Linked DNA regions of Homo sapiens: region 1 is linked to region 2. The links are chromatin contacts, found by Hi-C or POLR2A ChIA-PET in ENCODE. All regions are on one chromosome and are shown on one strand. The core of a region is the stretch at or near the end of the contact, and the rest is flanking DNA. Distances in the headings are between cores, read along the strand shown. Region 1 overlaps ATG4C (autophagy related 4C cysteine peptidase). Region 2 holds the start of DOCK7-DT (DOCK7 divergent transcript).

What was found. A loop is a pair of places that touch in the nucleus more often than their neighbours do. ChIA-PET counts read pairs that join two places held with the same protein, here RNA polymerase II (POLR2A). Pooled maps may share reads with other maps.
Region 1: a loop to region 2 is called in a pooled map, with 2.6 times the contacts of the local background. The contact joins the enhancer-like site here to the promoter of DOCK7-DT in region 2. A Hi-C loop is called at or near these places in 2 of 37 single-sample maps with no recorded cell type and 4 of 50 pooled maps. POLR2A ChIA-PET finds 5 or more read pairs at or near these places in 1 of 52 experiments (B cell).

What each region holds. Positions count from the first base shown.
Region 1 is chr1:62,799,154-62,802,911 of GRCh38, reverse strand. All of the region lies in intron 1 of ATG4C (autophagy related 4C cysteine peptidase), which reads right to left. Among named protein-coding and RNA genes, the nearest start is that of ATG4C, 17 kb to the right of the region's middle. RefSeq lists an enhancer at 2,022-2,071. Within about 2 kb of position 2,436, at least 3 of the 41 ENCODE cell types and tissues checked have a DNase peak (open chromatin) inside an H3K27ac peak, as active enhancers do; they include B cell, where a contact is called at or near this core.
Region 2 is chr1:62,687,182-62,690,753 of GRCh38, reverse strand. DOCK7-DT (DOCK7 divergent transcript) reads right to left here and starts at 2,272. Exons shown (of 2, transcript NR_185999.1): 1 at 2,102-2,272. DOCK7 (dedicator of cytokinesis 7) reads left to right here and starts at 2,368. Exons shown (of 50, transcript NM_001367561.1): 1 at 2,368-2,527. The coding sequence starts at 2,490. RefSeq lists an enhancer at 962-1,256 and a silencer at 2,266-3,015.

The sequences.
Region 1 (3,758 bases), core at 1,187-3,686, 110 kb before region 2:
TCATTTCTCTAACAATAGACATTCCATTTTATAATATGTATTAAAAGTTACCAATTATACATCATAGTTCTGAGCCAGGAGAAAGCATGGTCTATTGGAAGAACTTAAAAAGTCAATGTGACTAGAAAACAGAAAAGTCTAAAAAAGTGGCATGAGATGTCTAAAAAAGTGGCATGAGATGAGGCTATAGGGTTATATAGATGCCAAAGCACAAACGGCCTTGTAGACCAGGTTAAAAATTTTGTTCTTTATCCTAAGAGCAATTTGTTTCAAACAGGAATATCATAACCAGATTCAGTAGGTTTGTTTGTTTTACTTCAATAGCAGCATGGAGAAGAACATGGAAAGGAATAAAAGTAGATAATGAGTTTACCACTACAGGTTGAGTATCCCTTATCCAAAATGCTTGGGACTGGAAGTGTTTGGATTTCTTTTTTTTTTTTTTTAATATTTGCATTATGTATACTTACTAGTTGAGGATCGTTAATCCGAAAATCCAAAATCCAAAATGCTCCAATGAGCATTTCCTTTGAGCATCATGTTGGCACTCAAGAGGTTACAGATCCTGGAAAATTTCAGATTTCTGATTTTCGGATTAAGGATGCTCAACCTGTATTATACAGGACTAGGAGATGATAGCTTGGACTGGAGCAGTGAAGATGGAGAAATGGACATCTGAGGAAACATGTAGAAAATTCAGTAAGTCTTGGTGATACAATGGATATGGAAGGTAAAGAACAGGGATATGCCAAAGATATACCCAGGCTTTGGTGTGTGAAACTAAACAGATGGTGCCAATCACTGAGATAGGAAACATCAGGAGAGGGAGAGGTTAGAGGGAGAAGATTATGAATTTGATTTGAGATATGTGGTATTTAAGATGTCTCTGAGAAACACAAGCAGAGAGTAGTTCTTTTCTTTTTTTCTTTTTTTTTTTTTTTTTTTTTTTTTTTGGAGACAGAGTCTTGCTCTGTCCCCCAAGCTGGAGTGCAGTGGCGCAATCTCAGCTCACTGCAAGCTCCGCCTCCCCGGTTCATGCCATTCTCCTGCCTCAGCCTCCCGAGTAACTGGGACTCCAGGCGCCTGCCACCACATCCGGCTAATTTTTTGTACTTTTAGTAGAGACGGGTTTTCACCGTGTTAGCCAGGATGGTCTCCATCTCCTGACCTCGTGATCCGCCCGCCTCGGCCTCCCAAAGTGCTGGGATTACAGGCGTGAGCCACTGCGCCGGCCTTCTTTTTTATTTTTTTTTTAAGATGGAGTCTCGCTCTGTCTCCCAGGCTGGAGTACAGTGGCAACATCTCGGCTCACTGCAATCTCCGCCTCCCAGCAGGCTGGTCTTGAACTCCTGACCTCGTGATCCACCCACCTTGGTCTCCCAAAGTGCTGGGATTACAGGCGCGAGCCACCACGCCCTGCCATTCTTTTCTTTAATCATTAGATAAATTATTGCCAGGCACTGTTCTAGGCACTGCAGGTACAGCTGAGAACAAAGGCAATGAAATACCTGTTCTCTTGGAATTTACACTCTAGATATATTCTCGGGATGTCAATCAACTAGGCAGTTGGATATATAGATCTGGAGCTCAAAGGAGAGGTCTGGGCTAGGCATATTAATTTGAGAACTGCTGACGCATAAACGAGAATGAAAGCTATAAACACATTCCTCAAGGACTCTGTTTTTTTTGTTTATACCCCTAGCACTTGGCATAGTTCCTGGTACTTAAGGATGATATTTAAGGCCCTTCATGAAATAACCTCTGCCTACTTACTCAGCTTCCTCTTTTACTACTTCACATGCAGCATATGCTGAAACCACATTTAATATTAATATCAAAGCTTCCTGAACTTGGTATGTTATCTGGTACCTCATGCCTTTGCATCTGTTCCCTCTAACTCAAGTGCCTTACTGCTCACCCTCACTGTATGATGACCTTACTATCATGGAGTCCCTGAAACCCAGCTTTGGTTTCACTTCCTCTGGTAAGACTGGTAAGATTTCCTGACTGCCCTCTCTAAACTTTAAACTAAGATAGGTATCCTTCTCTTAGTTCTCATAGGATCCTACGTTTTCCTGTATCACCACATTCATTGCACTATACTGTAACTGACTGTTCTTAAATTCTGCCTGGCACAGAATTGGTTCTCAAAAATATTTATTAAAGGAATCAGTGAACTGATATGAAATATAGGTATATCACTAGCAGCACTCTCACCAGAATTAGAATTTTTTTTTAACTGACACTAGAATAAAGAAAAGGAAAGACGAATTTTCCTCAAGAAAACTGCATACATAATTTAGCAAAATCTGGAAAAGCAAGAAAAGGAAAAGAGTTTATAAAATGTGTGAATTATATATAGTGCATCCACATGATGGATTATGCATCCATTAAAAATGTCTCCTAAAATGGGGAAACACTATGCAGAATCTGAAACTTATGTGTCATATGACACAGGCAAGCGCAGGGACAGCGAAGGGGGAATGAAGGGAGTTAGAAAGTAAGAAAGAAGTACAGCAAAATGTTAAAAGTAGTTTCTCTGTGGTTATTTTTATACCACAGTTGCCCACATTTTCCAAATCTTATACAAAAACATTTATTATTTTTAGAATTTAAAAAAATTATTTTTAAAAAGCCACCAAGCTTGGTCTTCTAGATCCAAAATTTTTTAATGAGAGTATGTGCATGCAGGTATCTTCTTTCTAAGTCTGAAAGAAAGAAGGCCACAGGGAAGACTTTTTGGTTCAGACAGTTCTCATCACCAGCCATCCAGAATACTCTGGACAGTCCTCAGCAAGTGTGAAAACCAAGATGCCTTAATCTGGATGGGGAAAAAATGAAGACAGTGAGCAATTAGACATGTTATATGGGGAAGTCTATATCTTAGATAATGATGCCTAAGTAAATACAAAAGCAAGATAAGATGCTGTGACAAATCCATGGAGGCAGAGAGTGGAAGGATGGTTACCAGCGGCTAGGAAGGGTAATGAGAAGGTTGGGGAGAGGTGGGAATGGTTAATGGGTACAAAAAAAAAAAAATAGAAAGAATGAATATGACCCAGTATTTGATAGCACAACGGGGGATTATAGTCAATAATAATTTAATTGAACATTTAAAAATAACTAAAAGAGCATAACTGGATTGTTTGTAATACAAAGGATATATGCTTGAGGGAATGGATACCCCATTTTTCATGATGTAAGTATGACACATTTCATGTCTATATCAAAACATCTCATGTACCCCATAAATATATACACCTACTATGTACCCACAAAAATTAAAATTAAAAATTAAGATGCTGTGATAGATACAGAAATTAATGAAACAAATATTCTAACCTCAAAGGCACTTGGAGTGGAATAAATTGTTGAGTTGTTATTTCATTATTTTTGGTCAAAACTCCTGCTATGTAGCTACACTATTTACTCAGAGTAACTTTACCCCCAAACTTGAAACAATTGAAATGCCTCTGGGACACATCCTTAACTATTCTATGAAAATACTTTCATTATCATTGTTAGATAGAGTAGTTGAGAACGATAAAATTATTTTCGTAAGGTTAAACTAAAGATGAGTTGTTGCTAGTTTAATAAATAATTCAGCATAGTTACTTTTCATATGACTAAAATTAAATTCCATTTTTCTGTAAAGACTGAAACCCACTTTATTTCTGTAACAAAAATTTAAATGGAGCCTGGTGTGGTGGCTCACACCTGCAATCCCCACACTTTGGGAGGCTGAAGGGGAGAAATGC
Region 2 (3,572 bases), core at 1,023-3,522:
ACCCTGTGGGGCAGGGATACCAGCCAACATGACTTGGTCTGTGACTGCCAGCTCTTCCCCAGAGGTAGGGGGTCACCCTTCCTGCTTAGAGTGTTCCCCAGACTCTGAATTACCCTGCTTACAGCGTGATCCTGCTTGTCCTCTTCCTGCTCTAAATGTTTCCAGTAAGCTGCAGAGTACATGCAAAGTCCTTTCAGACACTTTGGCAACTAGTGAGTCATGTATACAAAGAACTATTCAAAGCAAAATGTGGCCAGTTCTCTAAGAGAGTAGTGAAAAGATGTTTGGAGAACAGAGATAAAGGCATGCAACATCTGGCTGGGAGTATGAGAGCAGACAACCAATTCAGGGACTATCAAACACCCAGGACAAGCTTAAGTATAGGATGAATAATGACAGTAACAGTGATAATAATAACAACAGCTGACACACATCGTACTTACCATGAACCAGGCCCTGTTCTAAGAACTTTATATTAATCAATTCAATAAATCTTCACAACACCCTTTCAAGTAGATATAATTATTTTCCTCCTTTTAGAGATGAAGTTAAGTAGCTTGCCTAAGGTTACAGAGTAAGAAAGTGGCAAAATAAGTCTGGGTTCCTATCACAGAGGGTCTTAAAAGCCAGGTACAGTGATAGCCTTGACTTACAGTCTGTGAGTACCTGGTTCATCTTTCCCAATGGACTCAAACATTCTGAGAGCAGGTCTGTGTCTAGTTCACCTTCGTGTTTTTTAGAACACCTAGGTGGGCTCTATACTTAGGTAGAAGCCAAATATCTGTCCTCTTTGAATAGACTATCTTTTCCTTTAGTAAACAAGCATCTGAAAACAGTGTGTTACTGGAGGGCGCCTTGGCAAGAGCCTGTGGTACTAGCTACTCCTCCAGAGGCTGAGGCAAGAGGATTGCTTGAGCCTAGGAGTTTTAGGCTGCAGTGCCCTATGCATTCCATGCTTGAGCAACACAGGGGGATTCTGTCTAAAATAAATAAATCAATAAATAAAAGCAGTGTGTTACTGCAATGAGCATTGTTATATAAATACACAGTCTTCCACAGAAGTTACAGCACTAGACAGGAAGTTATGGATCTGACTAATTGAGGCTTTCACCTCTGACTCAGTGTGTGACTCTGGCAAGTGACCTAATGGCTCCAAGCTACAGATTTTCCAATGGTAAAAGAGAGGAAAACAGGTATCCAACATATTCCACCAGGACATACTGAGAATATAATAATAACAATAAATAAATACACATTTTAAGTTCTTGCAATACTTAAGAGGAAAGGTACTACAAGAAACCAAGATATTTTTCTTAGTGTCACCATAATTTCAGTATCAACAGATATGCATTAGGAGCCAAATATTCTAGACATTATGGGATTACAACAGAACAGATGAAAACAAATCTCTGCTAGTCTCTGTTTTATAGGCTATTATGGACAAGGTCAGTTTCAGTGGTCAACACAGAGCTTATTTAACAGAACATCAAAATGGGGGTGAACGTTAGAGCTCACCTGGATTTTATATATATATATATATATATATATATATATATATATATATATATATATATGTATGTATGAGAGACAGAGAGAGATCCAAAAGGGGTTAATAATACGGAAACAACTGTCCTCAAAGAAAAGAACCGGCTCTGGGTTTGAGTCTCAGTGGAAGAGTTTACCATCTGTGCGACCTGGGGCCAGTCACTTAGCTTTTCCAAGCCAATTTCCTTCCCTCTAAAATAGTGATAGTAACGATCTACTTCAAAGCGCTCGTGCTTGAAAAACTTTAATCCAGTGGCTGGCTAAGCACCAGAAGTCAACTATTACTATTGTTATCGCTGCAGGAGCAAGGTATTTTCTGGCTCTTTCTCTATAAGAAAAACCACTGTTTCTCCAGTTAGGCTGCATTCATGAGGCCGAAGCAGAAACCCAAGTGCTTTAAAAAGCTCGGAGACCGGTGCTGCAGAAACATGAACCCAGTCATCCAGGGCTTTGGTTAAAGCACAGCCCCCTCGGCAAAGCCCACCTTTCATTTCCTTCCCTTCCATTTCGGGAAAGCCAAGCTCCCCCTACGCGTTCGGTTATCTTATTTTCTTGCCTCGCCAGGTCGCTGGCCTGTCTCTGGCTTCTCTCCGCGACCTCTCGGTCGTGCAGGCTCCGCGGCAGCGAAGCGGCTGGGGCTGGCGCCTCGCTTCCTCAGCGCTCCATTCTTCCCCTCGGCTCCCGCCGGCCGCAGCCGCCTTCCGCAGCCGGGGTTCCCGCCGGGATTGACGCGCTGGGGGAGGAGCGGTTTCTCGTTGCGCGCCTCTAAGGAACATTACGGCAGGGCTCGTTCCTGGCTCCGGCCGCCAGCCCCAGCCTCCCAGGTCCGGAGCCCGGACTGGCGGAGGCCGCGAGGGAGGGAGCACGAGCGAGGAGGCACGCGCCCGCCGGTCCGCACCCGGCCCGCCGCAGCCGCCGCCGCCGTCGCCGTCGCCGCAGCAGCCATGGCCGAGCGCCGCGCCTTCGCCCAGAAGATCAGCAGGTAAATATCCGGCGTGGGGCGCGCCGCCGCCGCCGCCCGAGAAAGAGCCGCGGAGTCCTCCCAGGCCTGGCCTAGGAGGCGGGTGGGTGTGGCGGGGCCGGCACCGGGATCCCGCGGCCTGGCTCGCGGCGGGGCGGAAGGGGTTCGGGGTGGCTGAGGGGGTAGCGGAGGCCTCGCGCCGCCCTCGAACCCCGGCCTTCAGCCCGCGCCCGCCGCTGAGCCTCGGCAGGGAGCGGAGAGGGCCGCGGACTCCAGCGCGCCCGCCTCCTCCTGCTCCTCGGCGGCCCGGGCCTGGACTTCTGCGGAGGTTTATGGAAGGGCGGTCGGCCGCTTCCCAAATTCTTTGTGTTCCCACCCCCGGGCTCGTCGGGGGCCGCCGCGGCGTTTCGCCCCCTCCCGTCTCTCCGCCCACCCCTCTTGGCCCCTAGAGGGTGCGGGGTCCGCCCTCCTCCACCCCAACAAAAGGAGAAACGCGCGGCGGCTCGGGGCGGGTGGGAGGCCGCCCCTCCTTCACGCGTCTCTCTCTTCCTGAGAAATCTGACAGGAACCCTCTTTGCACCCTCGGGCCAGGTTCAAAGTGGACTTGTGCGTCCAGGATTGAAAACGTGTGGACAGAATGAAAAGTTGAGAGCTGCGGGCTGCACCTTCGGTGTGCAGCTGCCGAATCCCTGACGGATTGCAGGCTGAAGCTTGTTCTGAGTTCGCCTGTGAATTTAACTGTGCGCCTGTGTTTCTCAGAGCACCCGAGAAGATGGATGATAGGCAGTGTTCTTTATACACTGACATCCTTTTATATGTTAGCAGTCTTGAAGTAAAGCAAGTGATTGCAGTCTTGAAGTAAAGCAAGTGATTGAGGTGGAGGTTTCAAAGCCTTTCACCTACTTGTGGTGGTTGGTTGCCACCTTTCTCCCACCCGCCAAATAAAAATTAAATGACAGAGGACTCTAATATTTGTAGAATTTCTTTGTGGAGTATACTTATGTATGAGACAGTAGACATTTTTGTTTTAATAAAATCATATTTGTGTGAATTATGATGTCCCAAG